2 separate regions of the Homo sapiens genome follow, and region 2 is linked to region 1. Evidence: chromatin loops called from intact Hi-C (ENCODE). Cell type or tissue: Calu3. All regions are shown on one strand.

Region 1 (8,000 bases):
AACATCCTGTGTCAATATTACTTGAAAAATATTTATAGGTTCTGAGTCAGTGAGATGCAATTTACTCTTCATGGAATTCATTCTAGAATGTGTGGAATACTGCCTTGAACCTTAGTCATTCCAATAAATTCCCTGGAATTATCTTTATTGTCAATAAACAGGTTGTTTTGTCTCCTTGAGTGATTTTTATTGTATTGTGAGAGACTTATATCTCTGAAAATCAACAAAATCTTTGCATAGAGAAAAAAATAACTTAATTCAGCAAGAATTTATTGACTAAATTCTATGCTCAATGCCTTCTATGTCTGATGGGCATTGGGAAAAATGAAAAAGAGTTGACATGATCTTTATCTTCAAAGAACTTATAGTCTAGCTGGAGAGGTAGATTTAAAAACCCAAGGTAATCTAAGTTTCAAAAATAAAATATAATAAAGATTTTATACTAATATTGAGAAAGGAGTGATTAAACTTGATTGGGGTATGAAGAAAAGTGCCATAGTGAAAGTAAAACAGGCCTTGAAGGATAAAGATAATTATAATTTAAAGGAGATAGAGTTCAGTGTATGTAAAGTGAATAGAGATCAGTATATGTAAAGTGAATAGAGATCAGTATATGTAAAGTGAATAGTAAATTTTACAATGTATAATATTCTAAGATAAAGTCATGGAGAAGTCAAAATATAGTAGAAAAAATTTGTGGATGGATACCTGAATTTTAACCTTGATCTGGGAATTAACAGTGTATACTTAGGCATTTATCAATTACTTATAATGTCCCAGACACTGTTTTAAGTGCTGGAATCACAGTGCTATATGTGACAGGCAAGGTATCTTATAGCATGCATTTTTGTGGGAGGAGACGGAAAGAAAGAAATAAAAAAACTTTTTTTCTCTTAAAAAAGAGAAATTAGCAGACAGCAGTTAGTACTATGGAGAAATAAAACTGGGTGATACTACAGGGTGTGATGATGGGGGGCTGCTTTAGGTTGTCAAGAGAAAAGATCCATCTAAGGAGGTGACATAGCAGCTGAGAACTGAATGACCACAAACTTCTTTGTGAAGATCTGTGTGAAGATAGTTCCAGAGCAGGAGCCTTAAAGTAGGAACAAGCTTAGTGTGTTCCAGGAACAGAAATAAGTTCTGATTATTGGAGAGAGGAAAGATAAGAGCATGAAGTTAGGGTTCTTAGCAGATCATCCAGAGTTTCGTATGCAGGGTAAAATAGTTTGAATTATATTGTAAGTATGGTGGGGAATCATGGAAGTGTTTAAGTCAGTTTGTTTTATGGTTTATGTTTTACAAAAATCATTCTGGCTGCTGGGCTTAGAGAATGGAGTGGGCAAGTATAAAAGCAGAGAGATGAATTAGGAGGCTATTGCAGTAGCCCAGGTAATAATGATAGTTATTTGAACTGGTAGGAGCAGTGAAGATGAAGACGTGTCTAAGTGTTAAGGATGACACTTAGATTTATAGCTTGAGCATTTGAAAGGCTGGTGGTGACATTAACTGATTGGAGAAGACTGGGAGATTAGGAGGTTAGGAGGGCAGGCCTCTTGAGATCACTAAATCTGTTTTCTAGTTGCAAAATGGCAGTGATGATACCTATTTTACAGGATCAATGTTGTAAGAATTAAAACAAATGAAGTCACTGGCTTCATAAAGTGTCTGGCACACAGTAAGGGCTCAGTAATTGTCAGTTACCTTTTCTGTATAAAATAACAATTCTCGATAGTTTCCAAAAAGATGGGAATATAGGACCCATTTTTCTTGACTCCAGACTTCAAAATGTAGTATTTAAAAGAACTACCATTTCATATGTTTTATACAGGACTGGCTATTTTATGCCTTGTATTGGATGTGCTTGCAGCCAGGAAATGTTCTGTTGAGGCAATGACTCCTGGAAGAAAACATGAACGGAGTCATGAGTGTGGCAGGTGATATCCTACATTATGGAACCCAGTGGGGCAGAATGTGAGTTGTTTTCTGTAGACCTGCAAGGATATTCCCTTCTAAAGACATGCTTGTGATGGTTGAATTAGACTGTATTGTGATGCCCAAAGGCCCTAATTCAACCTTAAATTACAGTAAGACACTCATGTCACCTTATTAGATGGTTCTGAGGCTTGGGCCTGCAACAGAATCATTTCTTCAGTATTTTCTGTGTGCCATTTTTTTTTTCTTTTTTGAGACGGAATCTTGCTCTGTCCCCCAGGCTGGAGTGCAGTGGCGTGATCTCGGCTCACTGCAAGCTCTGCCTCCCGGGTTCATGCCATTCTCCTGCCTCAGCCTCCTGAGTAGCTGGGACTACAGGTGCCTGCCACCATGCCAGGCTAATTTTTTGTATTTCTAGTAGAGATGGGGTTTCACCGTGTTAGCCAGGATGGTCTCGATCTTCTGACCTCATGATCCACCCGCCTCGGCCTCCCAAAGTGCTGGGATTACAGGCGTGAGCCACCACGCCCGGCCCTGTGTGCCATATTTAACAGAAGATAGTAAGACAAGCTGATCACAGCTGACATCCTGGATACTCACCATCTTCTTGCTTCACAGCCAAACTAACTGAAAGCAAGTAGTTTTACTTAGGACCACAAATTGCCTCCACCTTTCAATCCCATAAAGCAATTTTAAATGTGGTGACAGCAAGCTGTGAGAGCTGAAGAAATTTTATAGAGGCTTGCTATAGAATTTCAGGCATTGTAGCCTGGTTATAAATAGCTGAGAGACAGTTTCTACCATTAGATCACTTTAACATCCAGCAATTGATCTGTATCTTTCAGTACTTGAAGTGAAAGAGGGAGAACCACAAATTGTGATGCGGCATCTAAGAATAGTTAATTAGTGCATGGATTATGTTTTCAAACTGGAAAACAGTGGGCAATGCTCAGAAGTTAAGAGGTGAAATATGGAGGCATTAATTCATTTCTCTGACTATAACTTATGAGTACTTAATGTGTGCTCTGCACTGTTTTAGGAGCTGGGGAAACATCAGTAAACAAAACAAGTTTGTGCCACCACAAAGCTTATCTTCTAGTGCAAGATACAAATAATAAAAAGTTAACAAATGTGTAATATAATGTAAGGTAATAATAAATGCTTTAAGAAAAAATATGCAGGATGAAGGGATAGAATGATAGGTGTTCTAATGTAGATGAAATAGAGACTGCTTCTTTGACAGGTGACAGACAGTTGAGCAGAGACCTGACTGAAGCGATAGAGCCACTTATTGGAATACTGGGAGGAGAAATCTGTTCAGCAGAGGAAACTGCATAGACAAAAACCCCTAAATTGGGAAAAAGCATGGCTTTTTCAAGTAGCAGCAAGGAGGGCAGTGTAGAGTGGGATGAACAGGACATGCAGTTGGAAAGTAGAGCCAAGGATCATATTAAGATGGGCTTGTAAACTAAGGTAACAGGTTTGGATTTTATTTTGAATGTGATAAAAAGCCACTGGAGGCTTTAAACACAGAAATAATTAAATGTAGCATTTTTTGGGCTATAACAGACGAGTGGAAGCAAAGTATTTGTTATGAGGCAGTTGTAGTAGTTAGCAAAGTGAAGGTTTATGAAGAAAAGGATCAAAGTAGTAGCTGTGTAGTTGGTGAGAAGTGATGGGATTTGGAATGTATTTTGAAGGTAAATTCAGAATTTGCTAATGGTTTGGGTATGGAATATGAAAGACATCTAAAGAGACTACAGGTTTTGGGTCTAAGCCATTGGGCCAATAGTGATGCCATTAAATTACATATCTACAGATTTAAGAAGAGATGGCAGGAGGTAAACTGGAGGGAAGGCAGAATGACAGCCAAATAACTCTTATCAGGGCTGGACTGAAAGCAGGAAGTGGGTGAAGGTAGTCTGATGGGTTGGCTATGGAGTAAGTACATTAACCCGGTTTCATCATTTGCCTACATTTTTTCACATATCAATGTCTAATTACTGATGTTTCAGTAAGATGTGAACTCGCCGATGTTTTGCTTTCACAGTGGTTCTTCCAGTATCTTTTCATTATAATCTTAGCGGTTGTGTTAATCCATTAACTGCCTACAAAAAGTGGTTAATTGTTGCCATGTCTGGAAACTATGTTGAAGAAGCAGTTGGTTTCTTGGTTCCCTCTGCACTGGAGTGTGATCTGTGGTGACTTTTATGGATTGGGAAGAAAAGTGAAATAAATCATATGATAAATGAGCATTGGACTGGGAGTTAGGCCTACTGAGTTTCAGACAATCCCAACTCTATTAACTGTGTGACCTGGGATAGGACATCGAAACTCTAAGGGCCTTGGTTTTCTCATCTACCTAGTTAGTGGCTTAGATAATCTATATAATAGAATAATCCTTAGTACACTAAACTCTAGCCTGTAGTAAGACTGCACATTCTAATCTAAAATATTTATTTATAATAGTCAGTGTATTTGTAGGATGGCAATGGCTGAAAATAATAGTAGAAAACACACATGGAAAGCAGCTTTAAAAGTGAGGATAATTTATTATAACATAAAAAAAGATTCTGAGTTAAGGTGGCTCCAGATTTGATTAATATTTATTACCTTATAGGATTATTATGAAGCTTATCCTATGAGGTAATAAAGTTATCTCCACTTTACAGATGTGTTAACTGACAAGCAAAAAGTTTAATTCATTTTTTCGGTCACGAAGCGAGTAAGAAGTACAGCAAGGTTTTATTTACATAGGCTGCCTAACTCCTAATCACGCTTTTAATTGCTAGGCTCTACCGCCTTTTTTGGCCACTAAATCAGGACACTTTTAATGACCTTGTTTTCTTTGTCTCCTGATATCAAGATAAGTGGGAAACCATTTATATACTTGAAAAATAATAATCACCAGATTAACTACCCAGTACCGGTGAGAGCTGATTCATGGTCTTACAAGAGAAAGGTTGCTATTTTTAACATGCAGTGATAGCCTTTGACCACTAGAGGACACTTTGTAGACAACATCTTTTAGGACACAGCGACTGCCTTCACTAGCCTTAGCTCTTCAGTCAGTACCATGTTTTATGCCTCAGAAAAGAGGGTCCTCTGGCTACTGCTGAAAGTCTGCGTCATAAGCTCCTCGTGGCCATTTGGGGGTTCTAGCTTTGTCTCAGAGTGGCTCCCACGTTGGAGCTATCTTCCAAATTCTGTAAGTAATATAGGCTAGGTATTATACTTTCTACTTATGCTAAATGTACTCAGCTCTCCATTGGCACATCTGTTTCAGGTAAACACCTATGTTTAAATTAAATTTAATTAAATTATTATTTTTATGCAATATTCCTATGATCCTGCTCTTGAGTTATCATAATCATTTAACTATTAGAAAAAAATTCTAGGATTGGCTAATGTTTTTTGTAAGTCTAGGCTTGTCCATGTTGATATCACCTGATAAACATTTTTTTGGGTGAGGGTACAGGGTCTTGCTCTGTCATCCAGACTGGAGTGCAGTGGCATGATCACAGCTCACTGCAGCCTTGACCTCTCTGGCTCAGGTCATCCTCCCACCTCAGCTCCCTAAGTAGCTGGGACTACAGGTGCATGCCACCATGCCCGGCTAATTAAAAAAAAAATATTTTTTGTAGAGACAGGGTCTCACTATGTTTCTCACTATGGGTCAAACTCCTGGGCTTATGCAATCCTCCCGCCTTGGCCTCCCAAAGTGCTGAGATTATAGGCATGAGCCACCGTGCCTGGCCAAGTCGGTACACTTTCTAAAAGCAGATCTTTCTCTCTCTCTCTCTCTTTTTTTTCAATGAAGTCTCCAACATATATGGGTACTTACAATGCCACCCAGTGATGAAGTTGATTAATATTTGTAGTTGTAATTAAACTAGACAAATCAGAAACACAAAGTTTTTTCCAAATAATAGACTTAAGTCCATTTCTAGGTTCACAAATATACTTGTCATATTAATAGGGTAGTAGTGAAAGACAGAGTGACCATAAAACTCTTGGTGGTGCCTTCCAGTTCATCGAGATGTGTGGTTCCCTGAGGGTTTCAGGTATTTATACTAGTACTAACCTTAGTTTTTAAAATAATTTATCTAATTTTAAGCTCCTATTGTTAAACATTTTTGAAATCATAGTTTCGTATATAGAGTTCTTGAAGAATGGTATCTATGAAATAATTGAGATAACTTGTGATAATAATACCACAGTTTTTAATATATTTATAATTTATAACATCTACAGAAACCTATTGCAGTAGTTTTTACTATTTATTTATTTATTTTAAATCTTGAGACAGAGTCTCACTCTGTCACCCAGGCTGGAGTGCAGTGGCATGATTTTGGCTCATAGCAACCTCTGCCTCCCGGGCTCAAGCGATCCTCCCACCTCAGTCTCCTGAGTAGCTGAGACTACAGGCTCATGGCACCATGCCCCATTAATTTTTGTAGAGACAGGTTCTCACTATGTTGCCCAGGCTGGTCTCGAACTCCTGTGCTCAAGTGATCCACCTGCTTTGGCCTCCCAAAGTGCTGGGATCACAGGTGTGAGCAACTACACCTGGCCTGCAGTAGATCCCTTTTTCATTTAAATTCAGGCATTAAATGGGATATTATTATAACTTAATTCTTAAGTCTCTCTTTTTTTTTTTAAGAGAAGCCCAAACCTTCGATTATACCTATTTATGACCTCTTATTAATGACTTTGCAAGTCACCTTGTGTCTTCCTTCCACCAGATTCTTTCCTTAATGATTGTTGGTTTAAAGTAAACATGAGCATTTGGGGAAGCTTCCTGTTGTAAATCCTTCACTTTTGCAGTTGTTCAGTAGGACAGTAGGCTTGCTATTGGTGGAAGAGCACACCTAGGCACAATGTAGGGTAATGTAATGTCGCCCACAGTGAGGCACAGGAGCATAAAGGGATGGAAAATGATTCTTCAGTCTGTTTGACAGGCTTTTAGGCTTTAAAAAGCATTAAATCAGACAGTGGGTAAATCATTCTTTTGAATATATATAAAGAAGTTTGCTGCACATTTTAGAGTCAAACCATTATAGAAGTGAGGGCATGAAACGGCAAGTATAGTGATTTTCTGCTTTGTTCACAGAGGTATACTGCTTGCATCCACCCAAAAGAAGAAATGAATTTATCATTCCATGCAATAAACTGCAAACTCTTTATAGAGTGGAATTAATTATAAAGTGACTTAATTAAAATGCCACATTGATATGGTTTGGCTGTGTCTCCACCCAAATCTCATCTTGAATTGTAACTTCCACAATTCCCACGTGTCATGGGAGGAACCTGGTGGGAGGTGATTGAATTATAGGGGTGGGTCTTTCCTGTGCTGTTCTCATGATAGTGAATGAGTCTCACAAGATTGGATGGTTTTAAATATGGGAGTTTCCCTGCACAAGCTCTCTCTTAGCCTGCCACCATCCATGTAAGACATGACTTGCTTCTCCTTGCCTTTCACCATGATTGTGTGGCCTCCCCAGCCATGTGGAACTGTAAGTCCATTAAACCTCTTTCTTTTGTAAATTGCCCAGTCTCTGGTATGTCTTTATCAGCAGCATGAGAACAGACGAATACAGCCATTAAGTAGGGTGTTAAGACCATCCGATGGGAAAAGGTCAGTTTTATTAACAAAAGTGTTGAAAAAATTGGGTATCTACATGAAAAATAATAAACATGGACTTTTACCTTACACTATATATATAAAAATTAACTCGAAATGGATCAGAGACTAAACATAACAGCTAAAACTATGAAATTCTTAGAAAAAAAATAGAGAAATATTTATGATATTGGGTTTGGCAATTATTTATTGGATATGACACTAAAGTCACAGGCAATAAAAGAAAAAATTAGTTGGATTTTATTAAAATAAGAAACTTTTGAGCATCAAAGGACACTATCAATGGAGTGAAAAGTCAACCCAAAGAATAGGAGAAAATATTTACAAATCATCCATCTAATAAGGAATTAATATCCAGAATATATTAACTCCTTAAATTAACAACAGAAAAAAAAACAGGTTAAAAAATGGGAAAAGGACTTTG
Region 2 (8,000 bases), 270 kb after region 1:
GATGAACTTTCTTGGCATGTTTTTTTTTTAAAAAAAAAAAAAACCTGAAAGATACTTTTCACATGGCCTAAAAATCTTTGCCAAGAAAATGAATTAAAACTGCTTCAGAGAAGCATTTTGGAATCATCCCAGATCTTGGGTAATTTTAATATCAAGTAGATCAAATTCACTCACAATCCTATTCCAGGGCATTAGCAAGAATGTGAAGTGTCTCCCTGGTTAATGCCTGTGAGAGCTGGTTAGCTCAGCTGAGTGCCTTGTGCTTCACACTCATGGAATGCTGTGCAAGGTACTCCTTGGGCTTTCTGGTAATTTTCTACCTCTTACTCGTGCCACATCACTGCCAGAAAGAAATTTTAACTGGGAATGAAGCAATTTAGTGTCCTAAGTGGTTATTTAGTTTGCTGGTGGAATTTCCCAGGCAGCTATTAGAGAAAGGTTAGGGACTATTAGCAGCAAATTAAACTGTGGGTTATTACTTTCTTGTAGTCCAGATGAATAGGTATAAATATGAAGCATTCTTTGTTGGTAGGTTATGGCTGTCTTTCTTTAGGTCTGATATATGTTCAGAGTCAAATGGTGCTATGGATTAGGTCTATTTCTCTTGATTCTGCATTTTGTAAGATGTATTTTATTTCTCTGCTTTGTATTCTGGGTTTATGCTAATTTAGAAATAAGGACTAATGGCCATGAAGATGAGTAAGAAATGAATGATTTAAATGAATCAAGAGTGATTTTACATGAATGATTTAAGTGAATGAGAGAGCATGCTTTAAATGAGATATTTAATATAAGAGTTATATTTCATGTTAGACTCAAGTTCTGACAATTGACTATCACTAGCTCAAATCACAGATGCTCCTCAGTTAGCAAAACCAGAAAAAGTAAGGACATACTTGATTGGGGAGGTTGATGAAATCCTTTGTGTCATAGTCAAAGGCATTTTCAAGAATTTAAATACATCTAGTGGAAAATAAGATTACAAAAAGATTAATGTATTTCAGTATTTTATGAAATTGTTATATTCCATGTATTAATTACATGTTTAAATATTTTATTTGTTCTTCTAAAGACATATTCAGAGAAAAATAGCTTAATACAAACATTCTATACAGTAATTTATAGGTATGAAGTTTTTGCGTTACTATCATAAAACAGAACCGTTTTTGAATTCGAGAAGTCAAATTAATTGTGATTTCTAGACTCTCTGCAGATATGGTAAATAGTTGGTTCAAATAATTGTTTGAACTTTTTAAAATTGTTCAGTTCCTCAGTCTATAACCTGCCCTCCCTCTTTTTAAGGGAAACAAATCATTTTATATTCCATCTTCCTTTATTCAAAAAGTAGATTGGAAAAGTCTTCTGACACCCAGTCTATAAATTATGTATCCAAAAACAAAGCATTTTATAGCTCATCTTACAGTCATTAGTACAAGTTTCCTATTGCCCTATGACTTAGGCCTATCTCCCTTCTTTGTTTCCAAAGTTCAAATTCAAAAAAACACAAAGATACAGAAACAGAAAATCTCCTCTAAAAAATACTTTTAAGAAAACAGAAGCAAATGTCTTCCTGCAGAAAATATGTTCAGATTATCTCCACAGAAAAATATCATATAAAAAAAGACCGCCCCATATTTAGACCTTATGTTAGTATGTTTAGGCATAGGTTTTAGTGAGGTGGGCCAATATTTGTTTTCAAAGCTATGTTAAGACTATATACCTAAGGGATTCTTCTCACATTGGATGCTAAAGATTGTGCAGAATACCTTATTCTGCAAGAAAAATTTATCTATAGACATTTTTGGAATTCTCATTACTCTAGCTTAAAACAGCCAGACTATCATACTCTCCTCATTTGACTATAACAACTTACAAGCACAAAAGATGATCAGCACTTTCCTTGCTTTAATTAAAAAAAAAAAAGTGCTACACACTGAGAGCCATCACTTTGTAGGATAAAAGTTATCCCAACAGGAGGTCCTAGAAATAAAGCAGTTAAAAGAAAAATGATAATTTTACATTTTTTTAGACTGCTGCATACCTCTTAGCAAATTTATCATGAGTCTTGGCGTACATTATAAAATGACAAATCTCTTTTAATTATGTGCTTTTTTTTGAACAATCATAAATGTTCTTTTCAGGGACAATGAAATACAAGAAAGTGTGATATTAACTATCTAGTCTGCTGATAAATTGACGGCTTCTATTTCAAGGATGTAGCAGTGAAAGATGATAGTTGTCTTATCCCATTATTTTTTCCCCATTAAAAAAATTCTTTCTTGATACTTGTCCCACAGACTTAAGGCTCAGGATCAAGACAAAAAGACTAAATTTCAGTCTTCAATTGTAGCACATTTTGAATGGAAATTATTACTTTTGCAGAGAATTGGTGTCAACCTTTTTAAGAAGGAAGAAAGATTGGTTAGCAGTTCTCATTTGAATTACATTTCCAGGAAAGTGTTAGTAAGCAGAAAGTCTCAACACAGTAGAAGCATTTAAGTTGACTCAGCATAAATGTCACTTTGCCTTCCTCCATCCTCCCTTCAAAAGGGGCTGGTGGGGGAGGAAACTTTCTATTGGTAATGCACACAGGTCCTGTCTATCATTTCTACGTCAAAGATACAGCATGCAAGTCACCAACTGTAGAGCCAATTAGAGCAAATTTTGGGGTCCCTCATTCTTGGGAGAGCTACTTGAGATGGAAATTATGCCCCAGATTTTCAGCTGTGCTTTTTCACTTCAAAAGAAATTCCTGAATTAAGCTGTTCCCCATAGTTTAGAAGCTTTTTTAAAAAAAGAGTTACTTCATTTTTTATTCCTCTTGGAAATGCCTAAAACTACAGCAAGAGAAATTCTAGACTTCTTGATTTTTATGCAGATGATTTAAACCAGATGATCATAACCTTTTTATGGAAGCATTACGTATATTTAGCCCCCAGGGACCTGAGATCCCCAGTGCTCCAGAGGAGACGCTCTGCAGAAGAATGTGTGTGTTCCAGAAAAGGGAGTAGGTCCTCTGGTGGCAGCTGCTACTGTGCAGTTTATATGGGGCCAGTTAGATAGAGGCTGATTGGCCAGCTAAAAAAGCTGATTAAAACACAAAAAAAACTCAAGAGAGCTTTTGCAGTGCTCTTTTGTCCCATTGGAACCTCTAATTTCCCAAGAGAGATGAGTTAGATAAGATTGGAACTGTCAATATACAAAATCTTTTCATATATAATGTTCTTTCTGTTTATTTATAATGTGTCCAGTGTTTTCCCTTAAATTCCATGTTAATCCTGTTATTTTGTTCTCTAGATACTGGGTTTGGTGTTTTCTATGGTCCTGTATTGCCAGATCGGGAACAAATGAATCTGTGGATGCATCAACCTATCGTCAGTCAAACCCCTTTAAAATGTTGCTTTGGCTTTGTAAATTTAAATATGTAAGTGCTATATAAGTCAGGAGCAGCTGTCTTTTTAAAATGTCTCGGCTAGCTAGACCACAGATATCTTCTAGACATATTGAACACATTTAAGATTTGAGGGATATAAGGGAAAATGATATGAATGTGTATTTTTACTCAAAATAAAAGTAACTGTTTACGTTGGTGCTTTTCTATGTCTGATCATTGTATTCAGGTGCTACAGTGCTTAAAATGTTCTTCTGGAGCCACCCAGTGGAATAATCATCTCTAAGGTGACAGGGCCATAGATAGTTAAGACAGTGGATCTGGGGCTTTTCAGAAACGACACTCTTTTATATGATGTATCAACCATTGGTGATAAGACTGAATCAAGTCTAATGTTAAAATAATTGACAATGATCCAGGTAAAAGAGTCACCATCTCTTTTCTATTTATGTCAAAGCTACTAATAGTATGTCTCTCTTTTGCTGCATATCTATTGTATGAACAAAAAGGTCTGAGTGCCCAGCACCCAGCCATTGCTTCTCTGGTACCCATCTGGATCTTCCTCTCAGACACAACAGTTGTAACTTTTTTTTCTTTCTAGTTCTCAGAAATATTTAACATTTTTGCTTTGTATAGAAGTATAACATACATACAATATAGTCGATAATTCTTAAAGTATAGCTCTTTTAATATATGTACATCTGTGTAAGGACTAAGATCAGAGTTGGGCACAGTGGCTCATGCCTGTAAGCTCAGCTACTTGGGAAGCTGAGACAGTAGGGTCTCTTGACCCCAGGAGTTTGAGACCAGCCTGAATAATAAAGTGAGACCCCCATCTCCAAAAAAAAAAAAAAGAAGATACAGAATATTTCTAGCACACCAGAATGCTCCTTCATGCCACCTCTCAGTGGTGGGGTGTATTTGGCTCACACAGACTTGCTAAGCAGATTGTACACATATACACAAAAGTTTTGTACACAAAGTTCTTCCCAACTTTGTGTTCAGTAACATGAGATTGGTACCTTGAAATCTACCATGCTCGGAGTATTTATGCCATAGAAACTAACAAATGCTGTAAATTCAGGGCTTTTCTTTCTTTTCTTTTCTTTCTTTTCTGGAGAGCTGGTTGATAAACATTTACCAATATACTGCCCTCTCTGTAAATATTTCCCTAAAGGTAACCACTTTTCTTTTTTTTTTTTTATTATACTTTAAGTTTTAGGGTACATGTGCACATTGTGCAGGTTAGTTACATATGTATACATGTGCCATGCTGGTGCGCTGCACCCACTAACTCGTCATCTAGCATTAGGTATATCTCCCAATGCTATCCCTCCCCCCTCCCCCCACCCCACCACAGTCCCCAGAGTGTGATATTCCCCTTCCTGTGTCCATGTGATCTCATTGTTCAATTCCCACCTATGAGTGAGAATATGCGGTGTTTGGTTTTTTGTTCTTGCAATAGTTTACTGAGAATGATGATTTCCAATTTCATCCATGTCCCTACAAAGGACATGAACTCATCCTTTTTTATGGCTGCATAGTATTCCATGGTGTATATGTGCCACATTTTCTTAATCCAGTTTATCATTGTTGGACATTTGGGTTGGTTCCAAGTCTTTGCTATTGTGAATAATGCCGCAATAAACATACGTGTGCATGTGTCTTTATAGCAGCATGATTTATAGTCCTTTGGGTATATACCCAGTAATGGGATGGCTGGGTCAAATGGTATTTCTAGTTCTAGATCCCTGAGGAATCGCCACACTGACTTCCACAATGGTTGAACTAGTTTACAGTCCCACCAACAGTGTAAAAGTGTTCCTATTTCTCCACATCCTCTCCAGCACCTGTTGTTTCCTGACTTTTTAATGATTGCCATTCTAACTGGTGTGAGATGGTATCTCATTGTGGTTTTGATTTGCATTTCTCTGATGGCCAGTGATGATGAGCATTTTTTCATGTGTTTTTTGGCTGCGTAAATGTCTTCATTTGAGAAGTGTCTGTTCATGTCCTTCGCCCACTTTTTGATGGGGTTGTTTGTTTTTTTCTTGTAAATTTGTTTGAGTTCATTGTAGATTCTGGATATTAGCCCTTTGTCAGATGAGTAGGTTGCGAAAATTTTCTCCCATTTTGTAGGTTGCCTGTTCACTCTGATGGTAGTTTCTTTTGCTGTGCAGAAGCTCTTTAGTCTAATTAGATCCCATTTGTCAATTTTGTCTTTTGTTGCCATTGCTTTTGGTGTTTTGGACATGAAGTCCTTGCCCATGCCTATGTCCTGAATGGTACTGCCTAGGTTTTCTTCTAGGGTTTTTATGGTTTTAGGTCTAATGTTTAAGTCTTTAATCCATCTTGAATTGATTTTTGTATAAGGTGTAAGGAAGGGATCCAGTTTCAGCTTTCTACATATGGCTAGCCAGTTTTCCCAGCACCATTTATTAAATAGGGAATCCTTTCCCCATTGCTTGTTTTTCTCAGGTTCGTCAAAGATCAGATAGTTGTAGATATGCGGCGTTATTTCTGAGGGCTCTGTTCTGTTCCATTGATCTATATCTCTGTTTTGGTACCAGTACCATGCTGTTTTGGTTACTGTAGGCTTGTAGTATAGTTTGAAGTCAGGTAGTGTGATGCCTCCAGCTTTGTTCTTTTGGCTTAGGATTGCCTTGGCGATGCGGGCTCTTTTTTGGTTCCATATGAACTTTAAAGTAGTTTTTTCCAATTCTGTGAAGAAAGTCATTGGTAGCTTGATGGGGATGGCATTGAATCTGTAAATTACCTTGGGCAGTATGGCCATTTTCATGATATTGATTCTTCCTACCCATGAGCATGGAATGTTCTTCCATTTGTTTGTATCCTTTTTTATTTCCTCGAGCAGTGGTTTGTAGTTCTCCTTGAAGAGGTCCTTCACATCCCTTGTAAGGTGGATTCCTAGGTATTTTATTTTCTTTGAAGCAATTGTGAATGGGAGTTCACTCATGATTTGGCTCTCTGTTTGTCTGTTGTTGGTGTATAAGAATGCTTGTGATTTTTGTACATTGATTTTGTATCCTGAGACTTTGCTGAAGTTGCTTATCAACTTAAGGAGATTTTGGGCTGAGACAATGGGGTTTTCTAGATATACAGTCATGTCGTCTGCAAACAGGGACAATTTGACTTCCTCTTTTCCTAATTGAATACACTTTATTTCCTTCTCCTGCCTAATTGCCCTGGCCAGAACTTCCAACACTATGTTGAATAGGAGTGGTGAGAGAGGGCATCCCTGTCTTGTGCCAGTTTTCAAAGGGAATGCTTCCAGTTTTTGCCCATTCAGTATGATATTGGCTGTGGGTTTGTCATAGATAGCTCTTATTATTTTGAAATACATCCCATCAATACCTAATTTATTGAGAGTTTTTATCATGAAGGGTTGTTGAATTTTGTCAAAGTCTTTTTCTGCATCTATTGAGATAATCATGTGGTTTTTGTCTTTGGCTCTGTTTATATGCTGGATTACATTTATTGATTTGCGTATATTAAACCAGCCTTGCATCCCAGGGATGAAGCCCACTTGATCATGGTGGATAAGCTTTTTGATGTGCTGCTGGATTCGTTTTGCCAGTATTTTATTGAGGATTTTTGCAACAATGTTCGTCAAGGATATTGGTCTAAAATTCTCTTTTTTGGTTGTGTCTCTGCCCGGCTTTGGTATCAGAATGATGCTGGCCTCATAAAATGAGTTAGGGAGGACTCCCTCTTTTTCTATTGATTGGAATAGTTTCAGAAGGAATGGTACCAGTTCCTCCTTGTACCTCTGGTAGAATTCGGCTGTGAATCCATCTGGTCCTGGACTCTTTTTGGTTGGTAAACTATTGATTATTGCCACAATTTTCAGCTCCTGTTATTGGTCTATTCAGAGATTCAACTTCTTCCTGGTTTAGTCTTGGGAGAGTGTATGTGTCGAGGAATTTATCCATTTCTTCTAGATTTTCTAGTTTATTTGCATAGAGGTGTTTGTAGTATTCTCTGATGATAGTTTGTATTTCTGTGGGATTGGTGGTGATACCCCTTTATCATTTTTTATTGTGTCTATTTGATTCTTCTCTCTTTTTTTCTTTATTAGTCTTGCTAGCAGTCTATCAATTTTGTTGATCCTTTCAAAAAACCAGCTCCTGGATTCATTAATTTTTTGAAGGGTTTTTTGTGTCTCTATTTCCTTCAGTTCTGCTCTGATTTTAGTTATTTCTTGCTTTCTGCTAGCTTTTGAATGTGTTTGCTCTTGCTTTTCTAGTTCTTTTAATTGTGATATTAGGGTGTCAATTTTGGATCTTTCCTGCTTTCTCTTGTGGGCATTTAGTGCTATAAATTTCCCTCTACACACTGCTTTGAATGCGTCCCAGAGATTCTGGTATGTTGTGTCTTTGTTCTCGTTGGTTTCAAAGAACATCTTCATTTCTGCCTTCATTTCGTTATGTATCCAGTAGTCATTCAGGAGCAGGTTGTTCAGTTTCCATGTAGTTGAGTGGTTTTGAGTGAGATTCTTAATCCTGAGTTCTAGTTTGATTGCACTGTGGTCTGAGAGATAGTTTGTTATCATCTCTGTTCTTTTACATTTGCTGAGGAGAGCTTTACT

What was found. A loop is a pair of places that touch in the nucleus more often than their neighbours do. Peaks named below come from ENCODE experiments on the same cell type or tissue, not always from the same donor. Only the 100,000 strongest peaks of a DNase experiment are listed, where the experiment ranks them.
Region 2: a loop joins it to region 1, with 12 times the contacts of the local background. A loop is called at or near these places in 5 of 110 quality-filtered maps.

The regions. Positions count from the first base shown.
Region 1 is chr12:71,389,669-71,397,668 of GRCh38, reverse strand. No RefSeq gene overlaps it. Among named protein-coding and RNA genes, the nearest start is that of LGR5, 46 kb to the left of the region's middle. RefSeq lists a silencer at 4,826-5,120. In Calu3, a CTCF peak has its summit at 4,928 (motif pointing right); a DNase peak (open chromatin) is centred at 4,938.
Region 2 is chr12:71,120,685-71,128,684 of GRCh38, reverse strand. It overlaps TSPAN8 (tetraspanin 8), which reads left to right. Exons shown (of 9, transcript NM_004616.3): 9 at 3,298-3,589. The coding sequence ends at 3,351. Among named protein-coding and RNA genes, the nearest start is that of TSPAN8, 33 kb to the left of the region's middle. In Calu3, no CTCF peak of the experiment used is centred here; no DNase peak of the experiment used is centred here.